Regions from separate parts of the Mus musculus genome. Here region 1 is linked to region 2. The links are chromatin loops, found by intact Hi-C in ENCODE. Cell type or tissue: left cerebral cortex. All regions are shown on one strand.

Region 1 (8,000 bases), 450 kb after region 2:
GTTATTCCATATAGTAGTGAAGAGGAGTCTTTCCCAGCCATGAAGTCCTCAGAACACATCCTACTACTTTATTATAATTTTTTATTATTGTTCCTTCTGATTTGTGTTTTGTTCCCTTTTGCTGACACACACATAATTTTATTGTATTTTATTTTTAAAGCATTATCATTATGAGCCTTTCCTGCTTTTAGGATAGTAGTACAGTTAACTTTTCATAAGAGATATTATTATGAAGGAATATGCCACCCTGCTGAATCCATTAGTACATGGTGGATCTGTGTACAGGTGTCTTCTAAGCCACTGAACATTACTTCTACAGAACCAAAGATCATGTAGAACACCATGAGATGATAAGGACATGTATCCCAGCCTGCCTGTTTTTCCTGAGTAATAAAGTCCTTTTTATATGTTCCGGGAGTCTCCTTGTCTTGCACTAACAGCTCTGCATCCTATGATAAGATTAAAAGTTCCATACTCTTTGACATTTTGTTGTTCCTGACAACTTATGGATGTTAACATCATTCTGTTCAATTAGAAAATTCCAGCTTACAAAGTAAAAGCCAAAGCTCCCCCCGCCCCGCCCGACCCCTTTAAAACCTACCAGTATAACAGCAAGGACACAGGTGAATCTCAAAAGCATATACTGATATTCTCTGAAGAAGCCACTCTTAGCTGGAGATCCTACAGAGTAATTAACTCCTAGAACTTTTATCATTGGTTACTGTGACAACTGAGATGGTTACAGATGGAGCCAAAGTTGTCTTTGGCTACTTTTAAGCCCATCTATTAGCCATTCACTTTCAACCTTTGTATCTGACCTAACACCCTTGTTACTTTTAAAACTTTTGAAATTTTTCGGTCTACTGGCTCCCACCAGCCCTAAAGCTAAAAATGTTATAACATCCAAAACATGATAACTCCACTGCCCCAGTATTTTCTAAATGTGCTAACATGATTTTCTCCTTTACTGTAATTATAAAAGTTAATATAATCTTTTCCACAGATGAGCAAGTTACTTGGGGTCACCAGAATCCCTGTTCTCTGACCTTGATTACTTGTTTTTTGGCCAAGAAAAGATCCCTCAACTAGTTTGGATCACAGACTATGTTTTGCTTCAGAAGACGCATTATGCCTTCTGAAAGAAACACACTATGATTTAGTGATGGGTTATTTGACTATAACAAGTTAAAGTCAGAACACTTCTGAAAGAGAGAGGAAATTTTTTTCTGGAGTGATCAGTGATGATCTAAATCCTGATTAGATTTTTGTTATAATTATAACCCACAACTGTAAAAATGCATCAAGTATAAATAATTTTCATTTTAATAAATTTAAAATAACTATCAAAAATGACATTAAACTCCAGGTTTCTAAAGGTCAAATTTGTAGTGGTTCATTTTAGTTTTATGTCAAGATGATTCACAAAAACAAATATGTATTTGTGTATATATATAATGTGTGTGTGTGTGTGTGTGTGTGTGTGTGTGTGTGTGTGTGTGTGTATGTATATGCCTACCATGCTCTGTAAAGAGACAGCTACAGTGTAGATACTTAAGGGTATTTGCCTTAGCATCAAATCACTTTGGTTTATACTCAGATTTTTTTTATTTACCAGTCTGAAGACTTGTAAACTGTTTATTCTGGAGCTTCATAGTTTTTATTGTGTTTTTTCATTCTTTGGTAACTTCATATGTCTGTACAACAAAATATGATATTACTTCCCTATCTCCTGCCCCTAAATCCTATATTTCTTTCATCATGTTCCCCCAACTTCATTTCTTTTTTTTTTTTCTCTCTTTCTGATAGCCTACTAAGGCTACTAAGTAAATGGGTGGAGGCACATTTACTAGAGCATGGAAAGCCTACCAGTGGCCATATCTTACTTCTTTTTTTTTTTTTTTTTTTTATATGTAAGTACACTGTAGCTGTCTTCCGACACTCCAGAAGAGAGAGTCAGATCTCATTACAGGTGGTTGTGAGCCACCATGTGGTTGCTGGGATTTGAACTCCAGACCTTCGGAAGAGCAGTCGGGTGCTCTTACCCACTGAGCCATCTCACCAGCCCAGTGGCCATATCTTAAAGAGTGAATGATATTCCGTCCCCAAACAGCCACCAACTGCCAACTTCTCTTCATTAAATTACTTGGTCTCGTACAGTTATAGAAATAGAAGATAAGCTAGAATATCCCACATTAGATTGGTTCCTGTACCCTTAAATATTTCTAGCATTCATCATCCATTTACTCAAAGTATCTCCTATATTATCACATATATTTGTCAAAACATCCTATAGTACCCCCTAAAATGTATACTTCCGTATTTTTATTTAATTAACTTTTAAAACGTCTTTCTCCTATTTAGTATCTATTATTATATATATGATATACAAAGATTTTTACTTCATTCAGTTACCATTGTAAATGGAAGAATATTTTTTAGCTAATAAAAAAAATCTAAAAAATCTAAATCTTATGAGCCATGTTAATCATAAAAGGGGACACTTTTAATATATTGGCTTACTTTTTAAATTCACCTAAGAGTAAAACTGTAATACAGAATGACGAATGTTAAGTGTTTAATTGGCAAACTAAGTAAGGTCTCTTAGCAAACAAAGTCTTTCTTTGCTTAATGCTTATAACACCTGATGTTCAACAGGAATACAGTGAAGGAATACAAGGTTCAGACTGTTTTCATTTTAATCCCACTTAAAGAATATTGGGTTTTTTTTTTTTTTTTTGGTCTTTAGACCCTTTTATTTTTGCTTTTCAGGTACAGTTCGGTACTATATTTCATATAGAAAATGTGAAGAAGAGAGATGGTGAATCCTCCTAAGCTACACTCTATTTAAGAGACAGCTTTGTAGAAAAGGTTATGGCTCACTTCAGTGATCCACTGTAATTGCTCAGACAACAAAATGTTACAGAGGGGGAAGACGTTTTAATTACAAGCACTTTCATTTGCATCTGGGAAGCAAAAGTACACTACATATATAAACCCAACAAGGTTTTTCACTTCCTTTTCCTTTCCTGCCAATTTGGAACAATCCATCTGAAAACCTGGCTTTTAATTGTACTACTTGGCTTCTCATACCAGCCAAAATATGTGCAAAAATGCCTACTATTAACAAAACTTTATATATAATCATAAAAAACACTTGACTACATTATAAATCATTTTTCCATCCCTAAGATTTTCAAAAAAAAAAGTCAAGAAAAATGAACTCATTATCCTATATAATTATTTCCAGAAGTGTTTTGATTTTTACTTACAAATCTGTCAAAGTTTTTGACTTGTTACTTATTTCCTTGGATCTTCGATAGGGCAGTCTGGGCTCCACATAACAACCATGCTCCCATCCTAGAAAGAAGAGGGCAGAGTAGCTGTTCCCTAGCCCTTGCTCCCAAGTTGCTCCAGCGCCAAGATCCTGGATACTGCAGTTGCCATAGCAACCAAGGCAACCCGCAAAGGGGCCACTCATGCTTTCGGGGTCAGAGGTCATCTCCGTGGCAACAGAAACCTCCTGCGATGGCAGCTCCACTACATTGCTCAGCCTAGCAGAGCCCACTAGGATGAATATTGAAAGTAACTGCCCTACCCCCTACCCACACACACACACACACACACCCCACACCCCACACCCCACACCCCTACACACAAACCCCTTCGCAAGTCTAGGAAATATAAGACTGCTGGGCAGAAAGGAAAACCTGCCTTTGGCAGCCTGTTGTTGTCACCAACTTCAGCTAAATCTCCAAAGGATTTCCGTGCTGTGAACAGATCAGAACTACAGAGTTTTAAGACTAGGTTATGCACGGAATGTTAACAGTTTTCTAGAGGCCAAGGGCCTCTACCCAAAGCTATAGATTCTGCCAAACTTTGTTGTTCCTGATACAAACTCCAAGCTTCTCATTCCAAAGGCACAGTGGCCCAGCATCCTCCACCCTACCAAAGTGGTTCCCAACTAAAGGAAGCAAAATAATTTGGTGGTTGGAAGTATATTGAGCCAAAAGGTTAGAAAATTACTGCCTTTTAAACTGCAAAAGAACGGAATGCGAGAAGTGAGAAGGCATCATTAGAAACAGCTGCCAACTCAATGACAAGAAAGAAAGAAAGAAAGAAAGAAAGAAAGAAAGAAAGAAAGAAAGAAAGAAAGAAAGAAAGAAAGGAAGGAAGGAAGGAAGGAAGGAAGGAAGGAAGGAAGGAAGGAAGAAAGAGAAAGACCATAAAAGAGGGTCCCAGATACTGCCTTAGAGAAAGAAATAAATCACTTGACTTCCACAAAAGAGGAACAAGAAAGAACCAGATAATAAAATTAAGCCAGTCCTGCCTCCTAGGGAACCAGGTGGGGTCTTCAGTCTTCATTTTTTATTTTAAGGGCAAGAAAGAATGAAATTAACCCTTGGCTTAATTTTCTTAGAGAATGCTCTGGTGTGAGGAATATACCACAGGTTTCAGAATTTTCAGACTCAGGACTCTTTTGTAAAGTCACCCAACTGTACAGAGAGCTGAACATTGACACTGTCACCACCATTTGTGCTTCCCTACTTACATTTGTGTGTTAGTTTTGTTTTCATCATTCAGGAAGGAAGTGAACACTGAATGAACTTAACCAACAATCATACTAAGAGGGGCACAATGCTGTGAATCAGCTTTTTAGAGCCATCAACTTTTCACTGCAACATTTTTTCTGCCATCTCTAGCAGAAGCTTTGTCAGGAAACAGGAAATGTAGTAGTGTCTAACACCACTGTCAGTGATCTCTATAAAACAGACTCTCTACCTTTTGACTTCCATGATTGAAAAAAAATTCTAGTAGTTCTTCCTTTTGACTTCCCAATCATCCCACATTTTTTACTAAAGTAGAAGCATGATTGTGTAGCAACTGGAGAAATACACAAGAAAACATCTAGATGCAGTGGCCATTCCAAAACAGAATAACAAAATACTGGAATTGCATATAAGGAAATAAATTGAGAAATTGAACAGTCTCCCTCAGAAAATCCCCTACTCTCCAATGTCCAGGTTTAACTCACACCTGGATCTGATGCATGGTGCATTAACTAAAGATCTAAGGAAACACGTATAGACTAAACACTAGCAGGTAGATGAATAAGTAGATCTATCTCTGACCCACATTGACCCGAGGGTGTGGCTAAGTTGGGCTCAGTGGTGTATGTTTGTTTTTCAATCCTATGTATAATGCAATGACTGGTTTAAACTTCACAGAGGCAAAATTTGTGCCACACTGTCCAAGTGTCTCAACTGTTTCCCTCTAAGCCATGAGAAACTATTTGGAATAAATGCTTCCACTTTGATACATACACATGGTATTTATATAAAACGTATGAGTCAGTATGAATGAAGTATGACTCCAAACTGTATAAAAGAGTAAAAACATTGGTTGTTGTCCTTGTTACCATTTGTATGAAAACACAAAAGTTTCCAGTGTATGCCTTGCTAAAACGTGGAAAGCTAGATTCAAACATATAAAGTAATAGTCGACTGTGGGAAATGTGAAGCACAGTATAAAGTTAGCTTTATCATATTCAAATAGCAATGCATCATTTGAACATCATCTACATTGTTAAAGGTGACTTTATACTTGTTAACTTGGATGTCAACCTAAAGAAAAGAAAAAAATCCATTCTCCTAGAAATTCAGAACTTAGCCTAGCTAAAAATGCTACCTTTGATTCATAAAGTGGCACTACTCTGTATAACTCACCTTACCTCAATAACTAAAACTTTCTAGATGGAGTCCAGACACACCTCGGTTTAAAAATGTTACAAGAAGAACCTTCCACCTGTTTCCTGTTCTAGTCATGCTATCTGAATTTGATGTTTTCATTTTCTGCCCACTTGGTGTTTAGAGTTGCCAATTTCTGGCTGACCCAGCTCTGCAAAACCCCAGTGTAAGACTGCAGGTTGAGAAGGGGAAAAGGGAGAGCTTACTGGTATTTTCTTTCCAGTCTCCCTATTTTCTCACTTCAAAAGGATGTGGCACACCTATATGCAAGTAACTTTTTAAAATCTATGTGTAAATGAATTGCCCTAACATACTAGGTGTTTGGTATACAGAAAATAATTAGTTTTTAAAAAATGGGTCTTAAAGATACCAATGCCAGTAAGAAACAGAAGGTGCTATGGCTGCTATCAGCCTCTCCTGGTTCTGTGGTTGAGTTAGTTACTTAGCAGATGAGGCTGAGTTCAGAAAAGGGAACACCAGAGGCAATGGGTCTATGGAATGTTCCCAGTGCACTCTGTGAAGCTATGTCTAGGTAATATGCTTCCTACACATCCTCCCACCACAGATACCTGTACTTAAGAAAATTTTCACACATTATAAAGTATCTTAAAATCTGAGTTTTCCACAATTTCCAGAATTGATAAGGAGGCTTGGGGATCTAGCAAGTGGTATATTGGATACAGCATGTGAAAGAGTCCCTGACTCCTTTACTGGTTTTAGGAATCTGGACAGACAAGTGACACAACCTTAGTACTTATCAACCTTATTTATTACCTTATCACTCTGTGCTTCAAAAGCAGTGACCTAGTTTATTTCCTAAACAAGTCTGATATACACATTGGTCATTCTAAACTATTAAACTGGTTCAAGGAAACATTACAAGCCTCCTCCAGGCCCAAAAAAAAAAAAAAAAAATCTTGTACTTATTATTCCTACTTAATGATTTGCCTAAAATACAGTCACCTTGCATGACTCATACTGACAGCAAAAGCTACAGCAGGTAATATTCCTTAATTTCCTAGCTATTGCTGTGCTAGGAAAATAACAGAAAGTGGGACATTTGAGCACATGTATACATCAAAATGTGTTCTCTGATAATCACTGTGCTGTAAAATACTAGGTATTTTCATGAAATTCATAGATTTACTTTACATCCAAAAAAGTTTAAGCTATTTTGTTTTTTTTTAATGTAGCCCAAAAGCATGCTACATGTTCTTTTCTCATTAGATTATCACATAACACAACTACAGAACAATGCAATACTATGGAGTTGATTAGTAAGTTCTGAGTTGATGAATAAATTTCACCATTAAATCCATGCCTCTAAAATTCTCAGGAACCTTTATCTTAATTCTCCACAATTGTTGAGGATTTCAAAGCTGAAAATAATCAGTAAATTATTTCAAAACTTGCAAATATTGGGAAGAAAAACCAACCTAAAATCTGCCTCTGAAATATTAAGGAGGCAATGCTTTGCAACAAATTCCCTAGTGCTTGGCAGCATTCTGTCAAGCTTTTTAGTTTGAAACAAGTTAATTGTCTTCCTTGTAGATTTAAGATAACATAATAGGTGGTAGCCAATCTGTTCTTTTTGTTTTTAACAGTTAAGAGGATTTTGGTCCCTGTTTTATTTTAATTACCCAATTAAATTCTTAGCTGTACTGCTATCTTGGGATCAAAAAGTTGCAAATGATTATAGGCTTCATGTTAATAGCAGGAGAATAGACCTCACCAAGTACAATATTCAAAGGAAATGGCAGACATGGGTTTGAGTCCAGCCTTTTGAAGGTGAGCTCCACAGTTTAACACATTTTTTTTTTATTTTGGTGGGGGGTTGGGGAATCTACTAAGTGCTCTGACTTCCAGTTTAGACTCAAATCCCTGGCAATCTGAGCCTTAACTATCCTATTAGAATAGTCATCTATATTATCAGACACATCGTAGGTTAACCCCTCCACTTCACCATTCAAGTACATTAGCTGCAAAATAAATTTCTCCCTAAAATAAATAATCATTAGTTTAACAACTTCCAAAGTACTTTGGAAAGAGGAAGTTATTCTAGAGAGATGAAAGTGGATGGGAAGGGGCAAGTCTTATAATAAAAAGATATTCAATTGAGCAGGGGTGGTCAGCATTTTCAGTAAAATTATTTACAATAAAAACATAAAAGTCTTGAAAACAAGCTTACTGTTTCTCCACCTCTGAGTTATTTCTCATTCCCCTGTATTATGGAAGGGCTGAGTTTGAGGTCCCTAG
Region 2 (8,000 bases):
TTCTAAACATCTCTCAGTTAATAAGAATGAGATCATTTGTTTTCTTTTCAAATTGATCCCCTTGGATTGCCAAAACAGTGTCTTCTTTAGATGAAATTGCTACAGTAATGTGTATATTGTCTTTAACTTTCATTATGTAATCTCATAAACATACCAAACAACGTCTTTGTTCCCCCAAATCTTCTATAACTCTTTCGGGGAAACTGATAAGACCTAAATAATCAGTCTGATTCATCAGGGTAAAATAACACCTTCACCAGAAGCAGTATTTCTTCAGGGGGTGATTTGGATCCCCAGGGGAACTTTAGCAATGCCTGAAGACTTGGTTTGGTTATCAGAAACCGGAGCAGAGGGTGGGCTGATGTTACTGGCAACTTAGTGGGCAGAGGCCTGAGATGCCACTGAACATTATACATTAAAATGCACAGGTCTTTCTCCAGCAAAGAATATTTAACTCAAAATGGAAAACTAAGCTGGAGATGCCTTGCCTTGGTAGCAAACTGAGATCAAGAAGGTTGGTACAATTGTGAGTGATGAATGAATGAAACCTGCAAAGTTTCAGGTTTTCTGCTGCTCTCTAATTCTTCTTATGTTCTAATTATGTGAGTTATATTTTTGTTCTGGGTCAGGCCTTTTTTTCCCTGATTGTAAATGGCAAGGTTTCTGCAACCCTCCTGGAAATTGATTTAAATGTACCAACAGCAACATTAGACACAATCGTTTATATGACTATTAAAAGTGCCTTTGGCCAGCTGTAACCGTTTTATTCTCTATTTAATTTTTGACTGCATATTCTTGGTCCTAGGAGCTAAAGCACACCCCTTCCCCCTGATGATAAACACACCCTCCATTTTGAGTCATCTTGAAAGATAAAGGCCCTTGAATGAGTCTGATTAAGTCAGAATTCTGAGATGTATACTTGAGCATGGTTAGCTTTGCATCTTGAACATTAAACCTTGTTATAATGGAATCATACAGGCATTCCTCCTCTTCCTGTCACAGTTCACAAAATGCAAATGCTGATCTACTTTGTATAACATCATTATCCATGGAAAAACACCCCTGTAAGGCATAGGATATAATGCATCTAGCTTCACTTATTTGTATTTTGTCTAGCATTTTAGAAACAAAACTGGGGAACAAAAGCCTACAAAATTCTTTTATAACAAAAGACATTGTCTAGGAAGAAGTCAGGTAAATTGAAGTTGAGGAAAGTTTAAGAAACAGGTGATCCAAAATGGATGGGGCAGAGAGAAAAAAAATAGTTTGGAGATAAAATAGAACTTTACAGAGAAATTATTACTGCAGGTAGATCAGAGTTATTTGAGAAATAACTCCAGAATATGCAGATATTTTTGCTTCTTACTCCTCAACTTAGCAAATAAGCCTTGGCTAATCTGTGCAACTGCAAAGCAGACAACTTGAATCAATCACCTCCATGAAAGTTTGTCAAAGTAATAACTGGAAGATACACTTATAAAAGCATTGCCTGAGTAGATAAGCTTTTACAATTATATCTAGGGGAGGATTTTTTAAGGGTGATTGACTGGTATTACACCTCTTCCTCTGGAAACACCTGAGTGGTGAAAGAGAAAGGAAGATGGGTAGAGTTGCTCAGTGTAGCCACGATTTTCTAGTAACACAGAGAGGGAAAACATTTCCCAGGTCATTTCTCCTTTTCAAGGTGAAATGGAAGCACTGCAGGGAGGCAGGTTGGCCTACTTTCCATTCCTCAGACATGAAATGCTTGTGCAGTCTTGAAGCAATTTTGTAAAACTTTGCTTTTGACTATCTGCAATACTTGAAGGGCTGTTTTCTGTCATTCAGATTTTTTTCTCCAATTCCACCCCTTCAGAGAGGCATTGCCTGCCCAGTCAATCTAAAGCAACTGTCAATCTAAAGTAACTAGCTTGAACATTTCAGATCCTCTTTATCTTTTCAGATTGTTTTTTGTCATGGCATACCTTCTTGGTGTGTGTCTGTGTGAGTGTGTGTGTGTGTGTGTGTGTGTGTGTGTGTGTGTGTAATGTTTATCCCCAATGGAGCTGCTAACCCCTTCAGCTCTTTCGGTCCTTTCTCTAGCTCCTTCATTGAGCACCCTGTGCTCAGTCCAATGGTTGGCTGTAAGCATCCACCTCAGTATTTTTCAGGCACTGACAGAGCCTCTCAGGAGACAGCTATATCAGGCTTCTGTCAGCAAGCATTTGTTGGCATCCACAATAGTGTCTGAGTTTGGTAACTGAATATGGGATGGATCCCCAGGTAGGGGAGTCTCTGGATGGCCTTTTCTTCAGTCTGCTCCATGCTTTGTCTTTGTATCTCCTCCCATGGGTATTTTGTTCCCTCTTCTAAGAAGGACAAAAGGGAAGTGTGAGTGAGTAGGTTGGTGAGCAGGGGGATGGGGGATGGACAGGGGGTATTCAGAGGAGAAATCAGGAAAGGGAATAACATTTGAAATGTAAATAAAGAAAATATTTTATATAAAAAAAGAAAGCAAATTCCATAAGAGTGGAAGCCCAAGTATTTAGCACCTATTAAATTCAATAAACATTTGTTAAAAGAAAAAGTGAGTACATAAAAAAGACTAGAAATGCAATGAGCAAGAAGAGATATATGGAGGACAGAGATTGGCAAAAGAAAATGTTAAGGAGAGATACAGTCCTCAAGGAGCCTACAGTTCCAGATCTTAGAAAAACAGAAATCATTCATCAGACAGAAAGTACAAACTGAGCAGAGACTACCAAGATATTTCCATATATTTACAACCTTCATCAATATGCATAAACTTCGCATATGGTGGATGCTTGCTGCTGTGGCTGTAATTACCCAATCACAAAGCTAATCAACCCTGAAATGCCACACAAGCTTTTGACTTCCCTAACTAGAATTCTATAACTAGAATAAATAACTACATGAGAATTTCAAAAATTATATCAACATCAGATAGTTTCACCTATGTATACCCCTTTGTTTCTTTTCCACTGCAGGGAAACTGCAGCCTTTGCAATTCATAAGCACAGACTTCACAAGAACTAAAGAAAATTGTTACTCATTTCAGCAAATCTCTGGACAGTTAAATTTGCAGGGCCCTCTGCTGCCTGCTTTTGGCATTGAAACTAGCAAGCTTTTCTAAGGCATAAGAAATCCTGGAGATGCTCCATCCTTTCGTCTTAGCTCCAAACTTTGTCTCTGCAACTCCTTCCATGGATATTTTATTCCCTATTCTAAGGAGGAATGAAATATCCATGCGTTGGTCTTCCTTCTTGATTTTCTTGTGTTCTGGAAGTTGCATCTTGGGTATTCTAGGTTTCTGGGCTAATATCCACTTATCAGTGAGTGCATATCAAGTGACTTCTTTTGTGATTGGATTGCCTCACTCAGGATGATATCCTCCAGATACATTCATTTGCCCAAGAATTTCATAAATTTGTTGTTTTTAATAGCTGGGGTCCATCCCATAATCAGCCACCAAACACAGACACTATTGCGTAAACCAACAAGATTTTGCTGAAAGGACCCTGATATAGCTGTCTTCTGTGAGGTTTTGCCAGTGCCTGGCAAATACAGAAGTGGATGCTCACAGTAATCTATAGGATGGAACACAGAGCCCCCAATATAGGAGCTAGAGAAAGTACCCAAGAGCTGAAGGGGTCTGCAACCCTATAGGTGGAACAACAATATGAACTAATCAGTACCCCCAGAGCTCGTGTAGCAGAAGATGGCCTAGTTGGCCATCATTGGGAAGAGAGGCCCCTTGGTCTTGCAAACTTTATATGCCCCAGTACAGGGGAACGTCAGGGCCAAGAAGTGGGAGTGAGTGGGTAGGGGAGCAGGGCGGGGGGAGGGTATAGGGGACTTTTGGGATAGCATTTGAAATGTAAATGAAGAAAATATCTAATAAAAAATGTGGGCAAAAAAAGAAGGGCCAATGTGATTAAGAATAAAGGGATTTTTAAATATGAAAAAAATAAAACAAAACAAAACAAAAAAAAGAAATCCTGGAGAAACCATTTCTAGTTAAGGCCAAATGCTTTAGAAATGCCAATAGAAATTCTTAGATAACAGAAAAGTGCTTCTATGATCTAATAAATGAAAATATTCTCCAATATTTTTAATAAATCCAGGGCAAAAATCCTAACTCTATTCTAGTAATCTATTCTTCTCTCAAACCTGTGATGAATGTTTTTTAAAACAATGGTTCTACAGAAATATTGGTGGATTAATATTTGAAATAAAAAATCTTACCTATTATATCATGCTATTGTATTCATTAATTTTACATGAAATCACTAAAACTTTATATAAAAGTATGCTTTTAATATTTAAACCCCTTTTATTTTATAATAGGAACTGTTACTGTATTATATTGGAGTTTCTAGAGTTACATAGGTTATTCATAAATAACAAATTGATTCATAGCTAATAATAAATGAGCATTTCTTTAATTCATAGCAGTGTCCATCCAGATGACATGTTTTAAAACTCCTTGAAAATGCTTCCAGGTTAATGTTTGTGCTACCCAGAGCAATGAGAGGAAAATGGTGCAATTATCTGATTGGACAGTAGTGGCCACTGTTACTCTAGTTATTATGATAGAAAAGAATAGAAAGCTTGCTTCATGTCTCAAGAAATGCCTGCTCTTTATTACCTTAACGAGAGCAGACATCAGTAATATAGATGACTGTACTGGAGAATCAAACTTTAAAAAAATGTCAATATGACTGTTGGAAGACAAAGGATTGTTAACAGATTATATTTATATCTTGAGATATATTGCTCTTTGAATTTTTCTAGTATATAGGAAATAGCAGATGAACTGTCAAATATCCTGTCACCCACATACTCACATGTATCTGATGCATCTACAAAATTGTCTCCCCAGTAAAAGGAAGATATTCAGTTTCAGAAACACTCTAATCTGGGGGAAAATGACTGAAGTCTTTAGCCCTGGCTTCCTTGGATGTGGCTTTGCACAGACAATCCTCATCCCTGATCTAAGTCTTTATACTCAGGTTTATACAACAATTTTCCATGTGGAAATTGAGTTAAAATTCCAATGGATATTTAAAAGTCTAAGTCATGCCTTAGAAAATTATGATTCTTAGTCTAAGTCTACCCCATTGTTCAGTTTAATGAAGTTTAATCAGAATATAGTCTTGACCATTTCTTTACTTGTTGTAAAGCTTTATATATATATATCATAGCATGAATTGTGCAGCTATTACCCAGACCTTGTGGACTACAGAGCTTGGAGTATAGATTCTCCGGTTTTAAGACAAAAACCTATGTGAAATTTCAGTCTGTGATATTTGAAGGGCAAAAATTTTAATTGGCCTCCTGTGGCACTTACTGTTCACATTCTCTTCCTACTTTTAATTATCCAGCTACAGAGAGTAAATTCTTTAAATTGTAGTGCAGCATTCTACCCTACTGTCCAAATGCTATCTAAAGATTGATTTCAAGTAACCATTCTGAATATGAGGGATTCTAAAAATGGCAAACTCCATCTTTAGCTGTCAATCATTTCATGCAGCTTCTGTTTGCCAGCTACAGCAAGCTGCTGCACTGTTAGAGAATGGAAATCACTGCAGGTTGGACGAATACTGCAGCACTGTTGTGAAGTGCTCTGTAGTAGAGTTCCCTGGACAAGCAACATACAGTCGCCAGAAGATGCCATCATTTGTGGTTGTTCAGATATTGTTAAATTGTCTGAAGGTCATTTTTATAAATATTTTCTTTATTACAGCTACTGAAATATTATATATTATGTATTACATCTGGAAAGATTCCCTAGTGACAGAGTTTTGAACCACTAGATATCAAATTCTGACATAAAACACTCTTAGAAATTATTCTCCCTTTAAAACGAATTGCCTTTAAAAATTAAAGTAAAAGAAGAAGACAGTAAAAATAATAGTATATAAGAGGTGAATTAATGATATAAAATTTTAAATAGAATCTTTTCAGGACAATTAAAGAAAATTAGTCCAAATGCAATACTGAACTCAATTTAAAAGGAAAAAGGAAATGTTTGATAAAACAAATGATGTCCAAGCACAGTGACTATTCATTTTGTCACACTTTATAGTTGTGTCCAAGAGATTTCTCACATGTGCAAAATATTTATCAAGGATACCCAATAAAAGAGAAGATAGCGCAAAGGCATGTGGCCATGTCTTTGGAAAATACACTATATATTATCACTGTTTTTATCCTTTATTATTTGTAAAATCAGCAATGCAAGTGTATTGAAAGTATCTCTGTTCTCATTGCTTAGCAAATACAATGCCAACTGTTTAACAGTTCCACAAGAACTAAAAAGGAGGGAAAAGAAGGATAGAAACAGAAGACACACAAGATAGAGATAAGAGGAAAGATCTGGGGAGAGACCTGTCATATTTGAAACAGTTGCATAACACTTTTACTATAACAAGTAGGCTTAGAGGTCTATCTAATGAAGCTGGCTTGATCACAAATGAAGATATTAAAATGAGCTCATTAACAAGGATATTAAATAGGTTCCCAATGCACAAGCCTCATTAATGACAAAGAAGAAAAGTGAGAGCTGTTTTCCATTTTAAGGTACAAACAAAAGAGGAGTTTGACTCACTGTGCTTTCATCAAAGAAGGTATTAAAACTCATACAATAATCAAACATTCCTGGGTTAGAGCATCTGCCAGCTCTAATTCTCTTCTGAAGTTCTGAAATATGACGTCTCAGAAATTCTGCATTTGCTTTACTTTGTAATCCAAGTGTTTTTGCTGTTGTTGTTTTGATTTGTTTTATTTATCCTTATTTTTTTTCAGTAAATTCAGCCTAAGTATCTGTGATGGCTTAGCAGGCACTTTAAGGGAGACCATTACTGGATCTGTCTCATGGCCCATAAGGCTATAGCATTACCTCTCCTTCTTTTTTCCCTTGGTTCTTTATTTTTACATTGAGACAAATAGGTCTGTGAAATGGCTGATGGACTCTGTGTTGAGGTGATTAAATTCTGGTCATGTTAAGAGTTAAGAAGGCAAATCAACATTTTATTTTCTCTCAGGAAACTTTCATGGCAACACCCCAACATTTATCCTATTCTCTAATGAAACCCCTGCTCAATGGCTCAATGTGGGCTTCAAGGATGAGCATGTTCTGGTGAGGGCTGTTGAACAACATGGCCTAGTTGCAAAATTTAATATTCCCTTGGGGGTAGTGTGCAGGGACACCTGCTTCTATGTGCTTGCTCTTCTGAGGAATTAAGCAAATAATTCTTTAGGGTGACTAGAGTATTATTTAGTAAATGGATGCTGTTTAAAATACTATTAATTTGGTACTCAACTAATAACTCAAAAGAAGCAGAAAATTGAGTCAAGGCACATTTGTACTTAGAAATGCAAGGCATTTGTGGCTGTGTCCTAAGAATTTAAAGAGTGCATGCATTCTCTCAAACATTAACATTTGCATAAAAACATGTTAATTTACTGAAAAGGACCTGAAGAAGAATTGCAAAGTGATTTTTAAGGTTTTTGGAGTCATCAACAACAAACATTTAGTGAAGAGAACTCCATCCATATTTGTCAAGAGAACCCCATTTTTATTCACTGTTGCAATATGCTCAAATCAGACAAATGAATCCCAGATACTCTCTGCCACCTGATGTCCCACTCACTTTTTTTGCTCTAGAAACTCACATCTCTTGCTTTCAATGTAGATACATGATGCTGTAGGGAACAGTTCCTGCCACATCGTGTATAACGGGAAAAAGATAAACAGGAGAGATACTAAAGAAGATTTTTATGTTCCTCCTTATGAAGTGGAAATCCATTTCTACCCAACCTCTTTCTTTTTCTTTAGAACCTTTCTACAAGGAAGTGATGTTCCCAGCTAGGGAAGCTTATCTTGCATCTATCTCAAATTAAAGGTCAGACAAACCCAGCCTCAGTTGCAATTGATGGCCCAGGACTGAAGGGGTCATGCAGTGTTTTGGAGATGCCAGTACCATGAGATGACCACC

What was found. Peaks named below come from ENCODE experiments on the same cell type or tissue, not always from the same donor. Only the 100,000 strongest peaks of a DNase experiment are listed, where the experiment ranks them.
Region 1: a loop joins it to region 2, with 2.8 times the contacts of the local background. A loop is called at or near these places in 2 of 42 quality-filtered maps.

What each region holds. Positions count from the first base shown.
Region 1 is chr14:124,666,464-124,674,463 of GRCm38, forward strand. The region is part of intron 1 of Fgf14 (fibroblast growth factor 14); the gene reads right to left. Among named protein-coding and RNA genes, the nearest start is that of Fgf14, 6.7 kb to the right of the region's middle. In left cerebral cortex, no CTCF peak of the experiment used is centred here; a DNase peak (open chromatin) is centred at 3,484; H3K4me3 peaks cover 752 bases.
Region 2 is chr14:124,218,087-124,226,086 of GRCm38, forward strand. All of the region lies in intron 1 of Fgf14 (fibroblast growth factor 14), which reads right to left. Among named protein-coding and RNA genes, the nearest start is that of 1700024B18Rik, 230 kb to the left of the region's middle. In left cerebral cortex, CTCF peaks have their summits at 3,081 (motif pointing left) and 4,556; DNase peaks (open chromatin) are centred at 3,090, 4,563 and 5,490.